Linked DNA regions of Homo sapiens: region 2 is linked to region 1. A link is an interaction called in ENCODE POLR2A ChIA-PET data of the cell type or tissue named here. Cell type or tissue: IMR-90. All regions are shown on one strand.

Region 1 (8,000 bases):
CTGGGAGGCAGAGGTTGCAGTGAGCGGAGATCGTGCCATTCATTGCACTCCAAGCCTGGGCAATAAGAGCAAAACTCCACCTCAAAAAAATAAATAAATAAATTTAAAAAAAGAAAGGGGTGTCCATCTCAGGGAGACCTGGCCTTCAGAGATGACAGCATTCAACCCCAAGAGGAGCCTGCTTTTCATCCTCAGCCTTCCCAACCTGTGCCGCCCATGGGGATACAGGACAGTAACGAGCTAAACAAAACCTGCTGCCTGAATGGGGGGAACTTGTATGCTGGGGTCCTTTTGTGCCTGCTTCCCCTCCTTCTACAGACGGAATTGTGAGCACCATGTACGTATGCAAAGAGAACTGTGGGTCTGTGCCCCGTGACACCCGGCTGCCCAAGAACTGTTCTATGTGTAAATGCTGGCATGGCCAGCTCCGCTGCTTTCCTCAGGCATTTCTACCTGGCTGTGATGGCCTTGTGATGGATGAGCACCTCATGGTTTCCAATACTCCAGAACTACTACTGTCTGCATGTACCACTCTTATGCTTTAAAATAATGAATACATTTCCATAATGGTCTCTAACATTTCCTTATAGTACCAACTACTTCTTACCTCTCTGCCCTGCCCTCCCCCAAAAAACTACCTTTTTCAAAAGGAAATCAGCTATATCTCCACTGTGCTGGAGTCCAGTATTTCTTGATACATGTAATTCTACCAAGGTCTTCTTAATATGTTCTTTTAAACAACTGAATTATATCTTCAGATTATTAAAGATTAATCCTAATGCGAAACTTAGGATACAGTTTTGAGTACAGCTGATCAAAATCAAAGTAGTCTCTAAAAGGAAAAAAAGCCTCTTTAAGGGGAGGAACCAGAGTGCTGAAGTAATGGAAGTCCGTCTGCATGTGGAAGGAAATGGGAAGCAAATGGGAGAGGGAGGTTGGAAAACATAAAATGGGTTACTTGACTGGTGATTAGGTGGGTGTAGAGAAGCAAGTTAAAAGGCTAAATGGAAAGGCAAGTTTCCATCATCTACAGAAAGCTATATAAGACAAGGGCTCCCCCTTTTTTCCCAAAAGCATTGTAAAAAGAATGAAGTCTCCTTAGAAAAAAAATTATGCCTCAATATCCCCAACAAGATGGCTTAATAAATTATGTTTCTGGCCGGGCACAGTGGCTCACGCCTGTAATCCAGCACCTTGGGAGGCCAAGGCAGGCGGATCACGAGGTCAGGAGATTGAGACCATCCTGGCTAACACGGTGAAACCCCATCAATACAAAAAATTAGCCGGGCGTGGTGGCAGCCGCCTGTAGTCCCAGCTACTCGGGAGGCTGAGGCAGGAGAATAGCGTGAACCCAGGAGGCGGAGCTTGCAGTGAGCCAAGATGGCGCCACTGCACTCCAGCCTGGGCGACAGAGCCAGACTCCATCTCAAAAGCAAACAAACTAAATAAATAAATAAATTATGTTTCCTCCAAGCTATGCAATCCTTTTAACTGTTGAAGAAGAGAAAATGTTCACAATATATTTAGTTGTAAACCGAGTGATAAAACTACATATTGTAAAGCCCATTTTTAAAACACACTGTATATATGTGTATGCACAGTAAAAATAGAAAATATAAAAAATAAAAAAGCAAAGTCTCAAGTCAATAACCAAAGCTTTCTTTCACCTTAATAGGAATCCCAAACTAATCAGGTTAAAGCAAATAATGAAGATTAGAGCAGGCCACAGTGGCTCACACCTGTAATCTCATCACTTTGGGAGGCCAAGGTGGGCTGATCACCTGAGGTCAGGAAGGCGGGCCGATCACCTGAGGTCAGGAAGGCGGGCCGATCACCTGAGGTCAGGAAGGCGGGCCAATCACCTGAGGTCAGGAGTTCGACACCAGCCTGGCCAATATGGTAAAACCCTGTCTCTACTAAAAATACAAAAATTATCCAAGGGTGGTGAACACCTGTAATCCCAGCTACTCAGAGACTGAGGCAGGAGAACTGCTTGAACCTGGGAGGAGAGGTTGCAGTGAGCCAAGATAGTGCCACTCAACTCCAGCCTGGGCGACAGAGCCAGACTCCAACTCAAAAAAACGAAAATAAATAAATGAATACAGATTAGGGCAGAAACCAATACAAGAGAAAGCAGAAAAACCAAAGAGAAAAATAAATAACACCAAAAGTTGGTTGTTTTAAAAGATCAAAGAAAACAAGAATACAAATTACCAAAATTAGAAATGAAAGGAGTCAGAGTATCACTAGTGCCCTACAAAATGTGAAGAATTAAGGAAGCCCTATGAACAACTTTATGCCAACAATTTTAGACTACTTCGATGAAATGGATACATTTCTCTAAAGACACAAATGACCAAAATTCACTGGAGAAAAAGTTTTAAAACTGAATAGACCTGTAATAAAAGTTTTAAATAGCCACTGAAGATTTTCCTCAAAAGAAGACTCCAGGGCTAAATGCCTTCACTGGTAAATTCTAACAAATAATTAAAAAGGAATAACACCCAAACATAGAGGAGGAGAAAACACTTCCCAACTCATATTTAAAGGCCAGTAACTACTATGAAAGAAAACAAGGCCACCAGACAAAAGAAAATACAAACCGCCGGGAGCAGTGGCTCACGCCTGTAATCCCAACACTTTGGGAGGCCAAGGTGGGCGGATCACCTGAAGTGGGGAGTTCGAGACCAGCCTGACCAACATGGAGAAACCCCATCTCTACTAAAAATGCAAAAATTAGCCGGGCGTGGTGGCGCATGCCTGTAATCCCAGCTACTCAGGAGGCTGAGGCAGGAGAATCGCTTCAATCCAGGAGGCGGAGGCTGCGGTGAGCCGAGATCATGCCACTGCACTCCAGCCTGGGCAACTAAATCATCTCAAAAAAATTAAAATTAAAAAAAAAAAAAAGAAAATACAAACCAAAATCTCCCATAAACATGACAAAATCCATAACAAAACATTCAAGAGAATTCCACAACATATAATACAATACCTATTCACACACACACACAAATTCACAAACGAGAAATTGAACTTCTTTAACTTGATGGTGGTGGGCACCAAAAAATCTAAAGCCAACTTTACTTAAAGGTAAAACACAACGCTTTCCTTCCAAAGATCAGGAACAAGGAAAGGATGCCTGCTGTTGCCACTTCTTTTCAAAATTGTACTTGTTCTAGCTGGTGCAGTAAGGTTCAAAAGGAAAAGAAAAAAAAAGGCATCAAGACTAAAAAGAAACAAGTAAAATTGTTTTAGTAATGGATTACACAATTCTGCTTACAGAAAATCTCAAAAAACGCACACACGCAAACTACTAGTACCAATAAGCAAATTTAGCAAGGTCATAGCACAAACAATATATACAAAAGTCCACTGCATTTTCCATTTCTATATGCTAGGAATGAACAAACTAATTTTTTAAAATTCCATTCACAATAGCATCAAGAATATACTTAAAATATTTAGAAAAACTTTAACAAAGACTTCTACACTCAGCACTACAAAACACAGCTGAAAGAAATTAAAGAGTATCTAAACAGACATGTTCATGGATTAGAAGACTACCAATATATTGTCAAGATGGCAGTTTTCCCCAAAATTGATGTGTCTGTAAGTTCAATGCAATCTTTAATCCCAGGCAGCTTTTTTTCTTAAAGAAATTGACAGGCTGATCCTAAAATTCATATGGAATCACAGAGGACAGGCAAAACAACTTTGAAAAACAACAAAATTACAGGACTTACACTACCAAATTCCAAATTTTACTATAAAGCCATAGTAATCAAGACAGTGTGGTAATGACAAAAGTATAGACACATGCATCAGTGGAACAGAATTCAGAGTCCAGAAACAAATTATTACATTTATGGTCAACCAATTTGTGCGACAGGGTATCCAGATGATTCAATGGGGAAAGGAGAGTACTTTCTTTTTTTTTTTTTTTTTTTTTTTTTTTGAGACGGATTCTCGCTCTGTCGCCCAGGCTGGAGTGCAGTGGTGCCATCTCGGCTCACTGCAAGCTCCGCCTCTCGGGTTCACACCGTTCTCCTGCCTCAGCCTCCCGAGTAGCTGGGACTACAGGCGCCCGCCACCACGCCCAGCTATTTTTTTTTTTTTTGCATTTTTAGTAGAGACGAGGTTTCACCGTGTTAGCCAGGATGGTCTTGATCTCCTGGCCTCGTGATCCGCCCGCCTCGGCCTCCCAAAGTGCTGCGATTACAGGCGTGAGCCACCACGCCTGGCCAAGGAGAGTATTTTCAACATACCATGTGAAACAATTTGATATCCAAATGCCAAAAGGAAAAAAACAAACTTATACCCTTACCTCACAACATACACAAAAATTAAAATGATCACAAACCTAAATGTAAGAGCTAAAATATAGAAATTCTAGAAGAAAACGGAGAAGAAAATCTTTGTAACTTTCTATTGGCCAAAGTGTTCTTATACGTGACATCAAATGCACAATTCACAAAAAGGAAAAAAAAATAGTTAAATGGATTTTCTCAAAATTAAAAACTTACTGTGCTTCAACAAAAGACACCATTAAGAAAATGAAAAAATGGTCAGGCGAGGTGGTTCACACCTGTAATCCCAGCACTTTGGGAGGCTAAGGTGGGCAGATCACGTGAGGTCAGGAGTTCAAGACCAGCCTGGCCAATGTGGCAAAACCCTGTCTCTACTAAAAATATAAAATAAAATTAGCTAGGCGTGATGGCACACGCCTGTAGTCCCAGCTACTCAGGAGTCTGGGGCAGGAGAATTGCTTGAATCTGAGAAGCAGAGGTTGCAGTGAGCCAAGATGGTGCCAATGCACTCCAGCTTGGGCGACAGAGAAAGACTCTGTCTCAAAAAAAAAAAAAAAAAAAAAAAGAGGGAAGGAAGGAGGGAGGGAGGGAAGGAGGGAAGGAAGGAGGGAGGGAGGGAGGGAGGGAGGGAGGGAGGGAGGGAGATCAAAAATAAACCACAGACTGAGAGAAAATATTTGCAAATCACAATTAAAAAAAAAAAAACAATGCAAGCCAGGCGTGGGGGCTCACTCCCAGCACTTCGGAAGGCCGAGGCGGGCAGTTCAGGAGTTCGAGACCAGCCTGGCCAACACAGTAAAACCCCATCTCCACTAAAAATACAAAAATTAGCTGGCTGTGGTGGCATGCACCTGTAGTCCCAGCTACTCAGGAGGCTGAGGCAGGAGAATCGCTTGAACTCAGGAGGCGGAGGTGCAGCGAGCCGAGACCATGCCATTGCACTCCAGCCTGGGAGACACAGCAAGCCTCCATCTCAATTAAAAAAAAAAAAATTCAAATCGGTAAAATGACAATATAATTTTAAAAGCAAAAATCTGAATAAACATTTCACCAAAGAAAATATATGAATGACCAGCCGGGCACAGTGGCTCACACCAGTAATCCCAGCACTTTAGGAGGACAAGATGGGCAGATCACGAGGTCAGGAGATCGAGACGATCCTGGCCGACACGGTGAAACCCCATCTCTACTAAAATACAAAAAATTAGCCAGGCATGGTGGTGCATGCCTGTAATCCCAGCTACTCGGGAGGCTGAGGCAGGGGAATCACTTGAACCCGGGAGGCGGAGGTTGCAGTGAGCCAAGAGAGCGCCACTGCACTCCAGCCTGACGACAGAGCAAAGGTTCCATCTCAAAAAATAAAGTAAAATGAATGACCATAAGCACATGAAAATATGCTCAATATTATTAGTCAAAGTAAAACTGTGGCACACTACTGCCCACCCATTAGAATGGCTAAATTCAAAACAACAATGCCAAAAGTTGGCAAAGATGTGAAGAAACTGGAACCCTTATATACTGCTCGTAAAATGTAAAACAGGTACAACAATCACACTGAAATACAGTTTGGTAGTTTCTTAAAAAGTTAAGACACAAATTTACCATAGAAACCAGCAAAATTCTACTCCTAGGAACCTACCTAAAGAGAAATAAAAACATATCCACACAGAAAAACGTATGTGAATGTGCACAGCAGCATGATTCCTAATGGCCAAAAATTAGACACAATCCAAATGTCCATTAATTGGTGAGTAGATAAACAAAATGTATATTCATGCAATGGAGTTCAGCAATTTAAAGGAATAAAGTATTGGTACATGCCACAACATGGATGAACTTCCAAAACATTTGCTAAGTGAAAGAAGCAGATACAAGAGTACATTATTGCATAATTCCATTTATATAAAATGCCCAGAAATGATAGGAAAGCAGAAAAACAGTGGTTGCCTAGGGCTGAGAGTGGAGCAGTCATTAACAGTAAATGGGCACAATGGAACCTTTTAGGGGGATGAAAGTGTTCTAAAATCAGATAGTGGTGATGGTTACACAACTCTAAAATTTAAAAATAACACTTTAAGACAAGGCACCAATAGTTACAGAATCCAACCTTCTACCTAATGCCAATGCAAGGATCCCTTAAAGAGTGTCCTTAGCTTCATCTAAGGAAGGACACAAGGGATAGGAAGGGAAAAAAATACATATATATGCATTTTTTTTTTCTCAAGACGGAGTCTTTCTCTGTCGCCCAGGCTAGAGCACAGTGGCGTGATCTCGGCTCACTACAACCTCTGCCTCCTGGGTTCAAGCAATTCTCCTGCCTCAGTCTCCCGAGTAGCTGGGATTTACAGGTGCCCGCCACCACGCCTGGTTAATTTTTTATTTTTAGTAGAGACGGGGTCTCACCATGTTGGTCAGGCTGGTCTCGAACTCCTGACCTCGTGATCCACACACCTCAGCCTCCCAAAGTGCTGGGATTACAGGCATGAGCCACAACACCTGGCCCTATATATGCATTTGAAAAGATAAACCATAAGGTTTTTAAAAAAAAAAAAAAAAGAGGGCTACCAGGCCAGGTGTGGTGGCTCACACCTGTAATCCCAGCAGTTTGAGAGGCCAGCGTAGGCAGATCACTTATCTCAGGAGTTAGAAACCAGCCTGGGCAATATGGCAAAACCCCATCTCTACAAAAAATAAAAAAAATTAGCCATGGACGCTGGCACGCACCTTAGTCCCAGCTACTCAAGAGGCTAAGATGAGACGATGGCTTGAGCCTGGGCCAGAGGTTGCAGTGAGCCGAGATTGCGCCACTGCGGTCCAGCCTGGGCAACAGAGCCTGCACCTGTCTCAAAAACAAAATAAAAGGGCTACCAATTAGGAGGGAGAGACAGAACAAAGTGAAATAGGAAAACACTGCTCTGAGTTTAATCTGTCTTATAGATTTTACTTTCAAACCATGTAAATATTTTATATAATAGTGTAACAAAACCAAAATGTTACATGAAATCTCTGAAAACCAAAATAAAGTAACCATAATTTTATATCAAATTGGTGGTATAACAATCCAAAGAGTAACTATTTCGAATGACTATAACACAGAAAATTGGCTCAATCCTTGCAATCCTCATTTTTCTTATTTTCAGTAACCACACTGTTGGCGGCAGTGTTGATAATAATTACAAAAGTGTTAGTGCATACCGTGGGATAAAAAGTCAATGTTAATGCCTTGAGGACTTGGATTTTTTTTTTTTTTTTCAGTAGGGAGGAGGAGGAAAGTTGTTAAGAGAGAAAAGGTTACATTAAAAATCCTGTAGACCTGGAGTTCAAGACTAGCCTGGTGAACATGGTGAAACCCCGTCTCTACTAAAAATACAACATATTAGCTGGGCATGGTGGTGGGCGCCTGTAATCCCAGCTACTCGGAAGGCTACGGCAGGAGAACTGTTTGAACCCAGGAGGTGGAGGATGCAGTGTGCTGAGATCGCACCATTGCACTCCAACCTGGGCAACAGAGCGAGACTCCGTCTCAAATAAATATAAATATAAATATAAATCCTGTAGCCCTAAAATGAATTTCAACTGGACTTAACACTATGAACTCATGTTTTAATCTTAAATGTGTATTTCCTAGCACTATGTGTGTGTGTATTTCCTAGCACTATCCACTGAAGAGGCCTGGAAACAAAGAACCCCAGC
Region 2 (8,000 bases), 110 kb after region 1:
GTTTCACCATATTAGCCAGGTTGGTCTCGAACTCCTGACCTTGTGATCCGCCCACCTCGGCCTCCTAAAGTGCTGGGATTACAGGTGTGAGCCACCGCGCCCAGCTGGTTTTTTTTTTTTTTTTTAATATTTATTTATTTAGAGACAGTGTCTTGGTTGGCCAGGCTGGAATGCAGTGGCATGATCTCTGCTCACTGCAACCTCAGCCTCCTGGGCTCAAGCGATCATCCCACCTCAGTCTCCTGAATAGCTGGCACCACAGGCATGCACCACCACATCCGGTGAATTTTTTTTTGTATTTTTTTTATAGAGGCGGGGTTTTGCCATGCTGCGCAGGCTTATCTTGAACTTCTGGACTCAAGCGATTGGCCTGCGTTTGCCTCCCAAAGTGCTGGGATTACAGGAGTGAGTCACCACGCCTGGCTTTTAATTTTTGTTTTCAAGGGCTAGTCTTTACTTTCAGATCTTCATTGCTTAATTAATTGCTTACTAATGCTGCTTGTCATATTGATACCTCCACTCACTTATTCCTGCCTGTGTTATTTTTTGGTAACTTTTTATTTTGATAAAATTTCAAACTTCAGCCTGGGCACGGTGGCTCACACCTGCAGTCTCAGCACTTTGGGAGGCCAAGGCAGGTAGATCTCTTGACGTCAGGAGTTCAAGACCAGCCTGGCCAACATGGTGAAATCCTGTCTCTATTAAAAATACAAAAATTAGCTGGGCATGGTGGCACATGCCTGTAATCCCAACTACTCAGGAGGCTGAGGTGGGACAACTGCTTGAACCTGGGAGACAGAGGTTACAGTGAGCCAAGATTGTGCCATTGCACTCCAACCTGGGTGACAGAGCAAGACTCTGTCTCAAAAAAAAAAAAAAAATTCAAACTTCACAGAAAAATGACAAGAATAGTATGGGAACTCCTATATGTCCTTTTCCCAGATTCACCAGTTGTTTACATTTTCTCCATTTGTTCTGTTATTCTCTCTCCATATATACATATTTGCATGTTACATTTTTCTGAAATATTTGAGAATAAATTGGAGATACTATGTCTTCTTTACCTCCTAAGTTCTTCATTGGGTATTTCTAAAGAATAAAGATATTCTCTTAAATAACCAGAATACAGTAATAAAAATCAGGAAATTTAACATCGATTCATCGATGTTATTCTAATTCATTATCCTTATTCAGGACTTAAGTCCTTTATAGTGTGTGCTCTGGGCATGTGTGCACTTTCTATGTGCGCGCTCTCGCTCTTTCTGTCTCTGTCTCTCATATATATGTGTGTGTGTATATATGTATATATATATATGTTCCTCCTGGCCAGGATCCAATCCAGAATAAAGCATTGACTTTAGATGTTATCTCTTTTTAATCTTTTTTGATCTGGAGCAGTTCCTGTCTTTGTTCTCCATGATCTTGATATTTTAAAAAATAGCTTTGGCCAGGTGTGGTGGCTCACACCTATGATCCCAGCACTTTGGGAGGCCGAGGCAGGTGGATCACGAGGTCAGGAGATCAAGACCGTCCTGGCTAACACGGTGAAACCCCATCTCTACTAAAAAAAAACAAAAAATTAGCCAGGTGTGGTGGCGGGCGCCTGTAGTCCCAGCTACTTGGGAGGCTGAGGCAGGAGAACGGCATGAACCCGGGAGGCAGAGCTTGCAGTCAGCCAAGATTGCGCCACCGCGCTCTAGCCTGGGCGACAGAGCAAGACTCCGTCTCAAAAAAAAAAAAAAAAAAAAAGAGCTTAATGCTTAATAGGGCCGGGCACGGTGGCTCATGCCTGTGATCCCAGCACTTTGGGAGGCCGAGGTGGGTGGATCACTAGGTCAGGAGTTCAAGACCAGCCTGGCCAAGATGGTGAAACCCTGTCTCTACTAAAAATACAAAAATTAGGCGGGCGTGATGGCGAGCGCCTGTAATCCCAGCTACTCGGGAGGCTGAGGCAGGGAATTGCTCGAACCTGAGAGGTGGAGGTTGCAGTGAACTGAGATCATGCCACTGCACTCCAGCCTGGGTGACAGAGCGAGACTCCATCTCAAAAAAGAAAAGTAGCTTTATTGAGATATAATTTACAAACCATAAAATCCACCCATTGTGAAAATATAATTCAGTAATTTTAAATTAATTTTTAGAGTTGTACAGCCATAATCTAGTTTTCAAACCTGCCACTCACTCCAAAAATACCTTCTTGCCTGTTTGCAGTCAGTTCCCACCTAACCACAGTCAATTCCTCACCCAACTTTCTTATTTTACAAATTTTTCCATCTGACTCCTTTCACTAAGCACCATGTTTTTTGAGGTTCATTTATATTGTAATATGTATCAGTTTGTTCCTTTTTATTGGTGAATAATATCTATTGAATATTTTATGTATTTTCATCATTTACCAGTTGAAGGATATTTGGATTGTTTCTGGTTCCTGGCTATCATGAGTAAATGCTACTGTGAACATTTGTGTATTACTTTGTGTGGATATATGTTTTCATAACCCTTGGATAGATAGGTACCTAAGAGTGGGATTGTAGGTTTTATGATAAGCTTGTTTATAACTTTTTAAGAAATTGCCAGATGGTTTTCCAAAACAACTAAACCATTTACATTACCATGAGCAATGTGTTCAGGGTTGCAGGTTCTCCATATCTTTGTTGATACTTGGTATTGTCAGTCTTTTTTTGTTTTTTTTTTTTTGAGACAGAGTCTTGCCCTGTCGCCCAGGCTGGAGTGCAGTGGTGCGATCTCGGCTCACTGCAAGCTCCACCTCCTGGGTTCACGCCATTCTCCTGCCTGAGCCTCCCGAGTAGCTGGGACTACAGGCACCTGCCATCACGCCCGGCTAATTTTTTGTATTTTTAGTAGAGACTGGGTTTCACCATGTTAGCTAGGATGGTCTCGATCTCCTGACCTCGTGATCTGCCCACCTCAGCCTCCCAAAGTGCTGGGATTACAGGTGTGAGCCACCACCATGCCCAGCCTTGGTTTTTTTTTTTTTTTGAGATGGAGTCTCACTCTGTGGCCCAGGCTGGAGTGCTATGGTGCAGTCTGGGCTCACTGTAACCTCTGCCTCCCAGGTTCAAGTGATTGCCCTGCCTCTGCCTCCCGAGCAGCTGGGATTACAGGCATGTGCCACCATGGCTGGCTAATTTTGGTATTTTTAGTGGAGACAGGGTTTCACCATGTTGGCCAGGCTGGTCTTGAACTCCTGACTTCAAACGATCCATCTGCCTTGGCCTCCCAAAGTGCTGGGATTACAGGCGTGAGCCACCGCACCCAGCCAGTCTTTTTTTGAGACAGGGTCTCACTCTGTTGTTCAGGCTGGAGTACAGTGGCATGATCACAGCTCACTGCAGCCTCGACCTCCTGGGGTCAAGCGATCCTCCTGCCTCAACCTCCCAAAGTGTTGGAATTACAGGCGTGAGCCACTGTGCCTGGTCCAGTCTTTTTGACTATAGCCATTTTAGTGGTGTGTAATGGTATCTCACTGTAGTTCTAGTTTGCATTTCTCAGATGACTAATCATGTTGAGCATCTTTATGTACATATTAGTCATTTGTAAACCTTCTTTGCTGAAATGTCTATTCAGATCTTTTGTCCATCTCGTAATTGGGTTTTTGAGTTGTAAGAGTTCTTCATATATTCTGGATACAAGTCCTTTATCATATATATGATTTGTAAGTATTTTCTCCCAGTCTGTGGCTTGTCTTTTCTTTCTTAGTGGTAGCTTTATTTTTATTTTTATTTTTTATTTTTTGAGACAGCCTCACCCTGTCCTCCAGGCTGGAGTTCAGTGGTGTGATCTTAGCTCACTGCAACCTCCACTTCCTGGGTTCAAGTGATTCTCGTGCCTCAGTCACCCAAGTAGCTGGGATTACAGGTGCATGCCACCACGTCCAGCTAATTTCTTTGTATTTTTAGTAGAGATAGGGTTTCACCATGTTGCCCAGGCTGGTCTTGAACTCCTGAGCTCAGGTGATCTGCCTCCCTTGGCCTCTAAAAGTGCTGGGGTTACAGGCGTGAGCCAGCACACTCAGCCTATTTTTATTTTATTTTTTAGAGACAGGGTCTTGCTCTGTTGCCTGGGCTAGAGTGCGTTAGTGCAATCACAGCTCACTGCAGCCTTGAACTCTGGGCTCAAGCAATCCTCCTGCCTTAGCCTACGGAGTAGCTAGGACTATAGGCACACACTAGTACACCCAGCTAATTTTTGAAAAATTTCTTTTGTGTGTAGAGATGGGGTCTTACTACATTGCCCAGCCTGGTCTTGAACTCCTGGTCTCAAGCGATCTGCCTCGGCATCCCGAAGTGCAGGGATTACAAGCCACTGCCCCAAGCCTGTGGTGGCTTTTTTTTTGAGCTAGGGTCTCACTCTGTCACCCAGGCTGAAGTGTAGTGGTGTAATCATGGCTCACTGCAGCCTGGACTTCCCGGGGTCAGGCAGTCCTCCTGCCTCATCCTCCTGAGTAGCTGAGACCACAGGCACATGCTACCACATCTGGCAATTTTTTTTCATTATTTGTAGAGGTGAGGGTCCCACTATGTTGCCCAGGCTGTTCTCAAACTTCTGGACTTAAACTGTCCTCCTACCTCGGCTTCCTAGAGTGCTGGTGTTACTGGCATGAGCCGATGTGCCCAGCCTCTGGTGGCTTTTGAGGTGGAGAAGTTTTTAATTTTGAAGTCCAGTTTATCAAGTTTTCTTTTGTGGGTCATGCTTCTATTGTCATATGTAAAAACTTGTAATACAAAGTCATGAAGATTTTGTTTTCTTCATGGAGTTTTTTTTGTAGGTTTGGCTCTTTTTTTTTTTTTTTTTTTGAGATGGAGTTTCACTCTTGTCGCCCAGGATGGAGTGCAATGGCGCTATCTCAGGGATTATGGGTGCCTGCCACCAAACCTGGCTAGTGTGTGTGTGTGTGCGTGTGTGTGTGTGTGTGTGTAGATATATATATATATATATATATATATATATATATGTATATATATATATATATATCTACATACACAAGTACATATAAGAGAGCCCAGCCAGCTTTCTTATAGTAGGTCTGTGATCCATTTTGAGTTAATTTTTGTATATGGTGTGACAGAAGAGTCTAACATCACTCTTGTCTCCCACCATTAATTGACATAACTATTCTTTCCCCATTGAATTGTCTTGACACATTGATAAAAATATCAGTTGATCATAAATGTAAGGGTTTGTTTCTGAACTCTCAGTTCTTCCATTGTTCTATGTCTGTCCTTAAAATAGAACCACACTGTCTTGATTACTGTAGTTTATAGGAGTTTTGAAGTTGTGTAAAATCCTCCAACTTGGTTTTTTTTTTTTTTTTTAGATGTAGTCTCGCTTTGTAGCCCAGGCTGGAGCACAGTGGCATGATCTCAGCTCACTGCAACCTCCACCTCCTGGGTTCAAGCGATTCTCCTGCCTCAGCCTCCCGAGTAGCTGGGATTACAGTCACGTGCCAGCACACCTAGCTAATTTTTGTATTTTTAGTGGAGATAGGGTTTCACCATGTTAGTCAGGCTGGTCTTGAACACCTGATCTCAGGTGATCCACCCGCCTCGGCCTCTGAAAATGCTGGGATTACAAGCGTGAGCCACCGCACCCAGCCCGATCAGCTCTTAACTCTACAAAAATGCCTGCTGAGATTTGATAGGAACTGCATTGAGTCTGTAGATGAATTTGGTGAGAATTTACATCCTAACATATTGAGTCTTCCACTCCACGTAGATGGAATGTTTCTCTGTTTATGTAGCTCTATACTTTGTCTCAGCAATATTTTGTAATTTGCAGCATACCTGTCTTGCACTTCTTTTGTTAAACTTATACCTAAAATATTTCACTCTGGCCAGGTGCAGTGGCTCACGCCTGTAATCCTAGCACTTGGGGAGGCCAAGGCAGGGGGATCACCTGAGGTCACAAGTTCGAGACTAGCCTGGCTAACATAGTGAAACCCTGTCTCTACTAAAAATACAAAAATTAGCCAGGTGTTGTGGTGCATGCCTGTAATCCCAGCTACTCAGAAGGCTGAGGCAGGAGAATCGCTTGAATCCAGGAGGCGGAGGTTGCAGACTCCAGCCTGGGTGACAGAGCAAGACTCCGTCTCAAAACAAAACAAAATATTTTACTCTTTGTGATGCTATTTAGAATGGAATTATCTTGTTAATTTCCTATTTGGATTCTTTGCAAATGTATAGAGATACAATTGATTTTCATATGTTGATCTTGTATACTGCTTTGCTGAGGTTGTGTATTAGCTTGAATAGGGGGTGTGTGTGTATGTGTGTATTTCTTTGGATTTTCTATATACACAATCATGTCTTCTGCAAATAGAGGCAGTTTTACTTATTCCTTTCTAATCTGGATGCCTTTTATTTCTTTTTCTTGCTAATTGCTCTGCTTAGAACCTGTAGTACAGTGTTAAGTAGAAGTGGTAAGAGTGGACATCCTTGGCCGGGTGCGGTGGCTCACGCCTGTGATCCCAGCACTTTGGGAGGCCGAGGTGGGCATATCACGAGGTCAGGAGATAGAGACCATCCTGGCTAACACGGTGAAACCCTGTCTTTACTAAAAATACAAAAAAATTAGCCGGGTGTGGTGGCGGGTGCCTGTAGTCCCAGCTACTCGGGAGGCTGAGGCAGGAGAATGCCGTGAACCCGGGAGGCGGAGCCTGTAGTGAGCCGAGATCGTGCTACTGCACTCCAGCCTGGGTGACAGAGTGAGACTCTGTCTCAAAAAAAAAAAAAAAAAAAAAATAAGAGTGGACATCCTTGTCTTGTTCCTAATCTTAAGGAGAAAGCATTCATTCTTCACCATTAAGCATGATGTTAACTGGTGTGTGTTTTTTTTTTTTTTTTGGACATTCTCTTGAAGGTTGAGGAAGTTCCTTTCTACTTCTAATTTTTTGAGTGTTTTTATCATGAAGGGTATTTAATATTGTCAAATGCTTTTTTCTGCATCTGTGAGATAATCATGTGTTTTTTGTTCTTTATTCTAATGATATGGTATGTAACATTACTGGTTTTTAGAATGTTAAACCAACCTTGTATTTCTGTGATAAATCCTACTTGGTCATGGTATATCATCCTTTTTTGGAAGGTGCTGGGCTCTGCCAGTATTTCCTTGAGTACTTTTGAATCAATATTAGTAAGAAACATTGACCTACAGTTACCTTGTGATTTTTTCTTTTGGTTTTGGTATTACAGTAATTCTCACCTCATAGAATGAGTTGGAAGGGTTGCCTCTGTGAGGTAGGTTCCCTATGCACTGGTTATGAACTTTTCTGATTTCAGTAAGACAGAACACTCACACAAGTTACATGAAGTGCCCGGCCACATCTGTTGTTTTTTGACATTTTTTTTTTTCCCGCTGTAGGCAGAGTCTTGCTCTGTTTCTCAGGCTGGAGTACAATGGCGCGATCTCGGCTCACTGCAGTCTCCACCTTGTGGGTTAAAGCAGTTCTCCTGTCTCAGCCTCCCGAGTAGCTGGGACTACAGGCACACGCCACTACACCCATCTAATTTTTGTATTTGTAGTAGAGACAGGGTTTCACCATATTGGTCAGGCTGGTCTCAAACTCCTGGCCTCAGGTGATCCACCTGCCTTGGCCTCCCAAATTACTGGGATTACAGGCATGAGCCCCTGCGCCCGGCTGTTTTTTGACTTTTTAATTATGGCCGTTTTTGTAGGAGTAAGGTGGTATCTCATTGTGGTTTTCATTTGCATTTTCCTGATAGTGATGTGAGCATTTTGTTTCATGTTTGTTGGCCATTTGTATATCTTCTTTTGAGAAATGTCTATTCATGTCCTTTGCCTACTTTTTGATGGGATTATTTTTTCTTGCTGATTTGAGTTCCTTGTAGATTCTGCATACTGGTCCTTTGTCAGGTGCATAGTTTGCAAATATTTTCTCCAGCTCTGTGAGTTGGCTCTTTGCTGATTACTTCTTTTGCTGTGCAGAAGCTTTTTAGTTTAATTAGGTCCCATTTATTTTT

The links. ChIA-PET counts read pairs that join two places held together with the same protein. Peaks named below come from ENCODE experiments on the same cell type or tissue, not always from the same donor. Only the 100,000 strongest peaks of a DNase experiment are listed, where the experiment ranks them.
Region 2: POLR2A ChIA-PET joins it to region 1 with 13 read pairs; 4 of 35 experiments call an interaction of 5 or more read pairs at or near these places.

The regions. Positions count from the first base shown.
Region 1 is chr3:136,155,427-136,163,426 of GRCh38, forward strand. All of the region lies in intron 1 of MSL2 (MSL complex subunit 2), which reads right to left. It also overlaps the pseudogene CRIPTOP6. Among named protein-coding and RNA genes, the nearest start is that of MSL2, 37 kb to the right of the region's middle. RefSeq lists an enhancer at 1,927-2,426. In IMR-90, no CTCF peak of the experiment used is centred here; no DNase peak of the experiment used is centred here.
Region 2 is chr3:136,263,147-136,271,146 of GRCh38, forward strand. All of the region lies in intron 5 of PCCB (propionyl-CoA carboxylase subunit beta), which reads left to right. Among named protein-coding and RNA genes, the nearest start is that of PCCB, 17 kb to the left of the region's middle. In IMR-90, no CTCF peak of the experiment used is centred here; a DNase peak (open chromatin) is centred at 3,535; H3K27ac peaks cover 237 bases.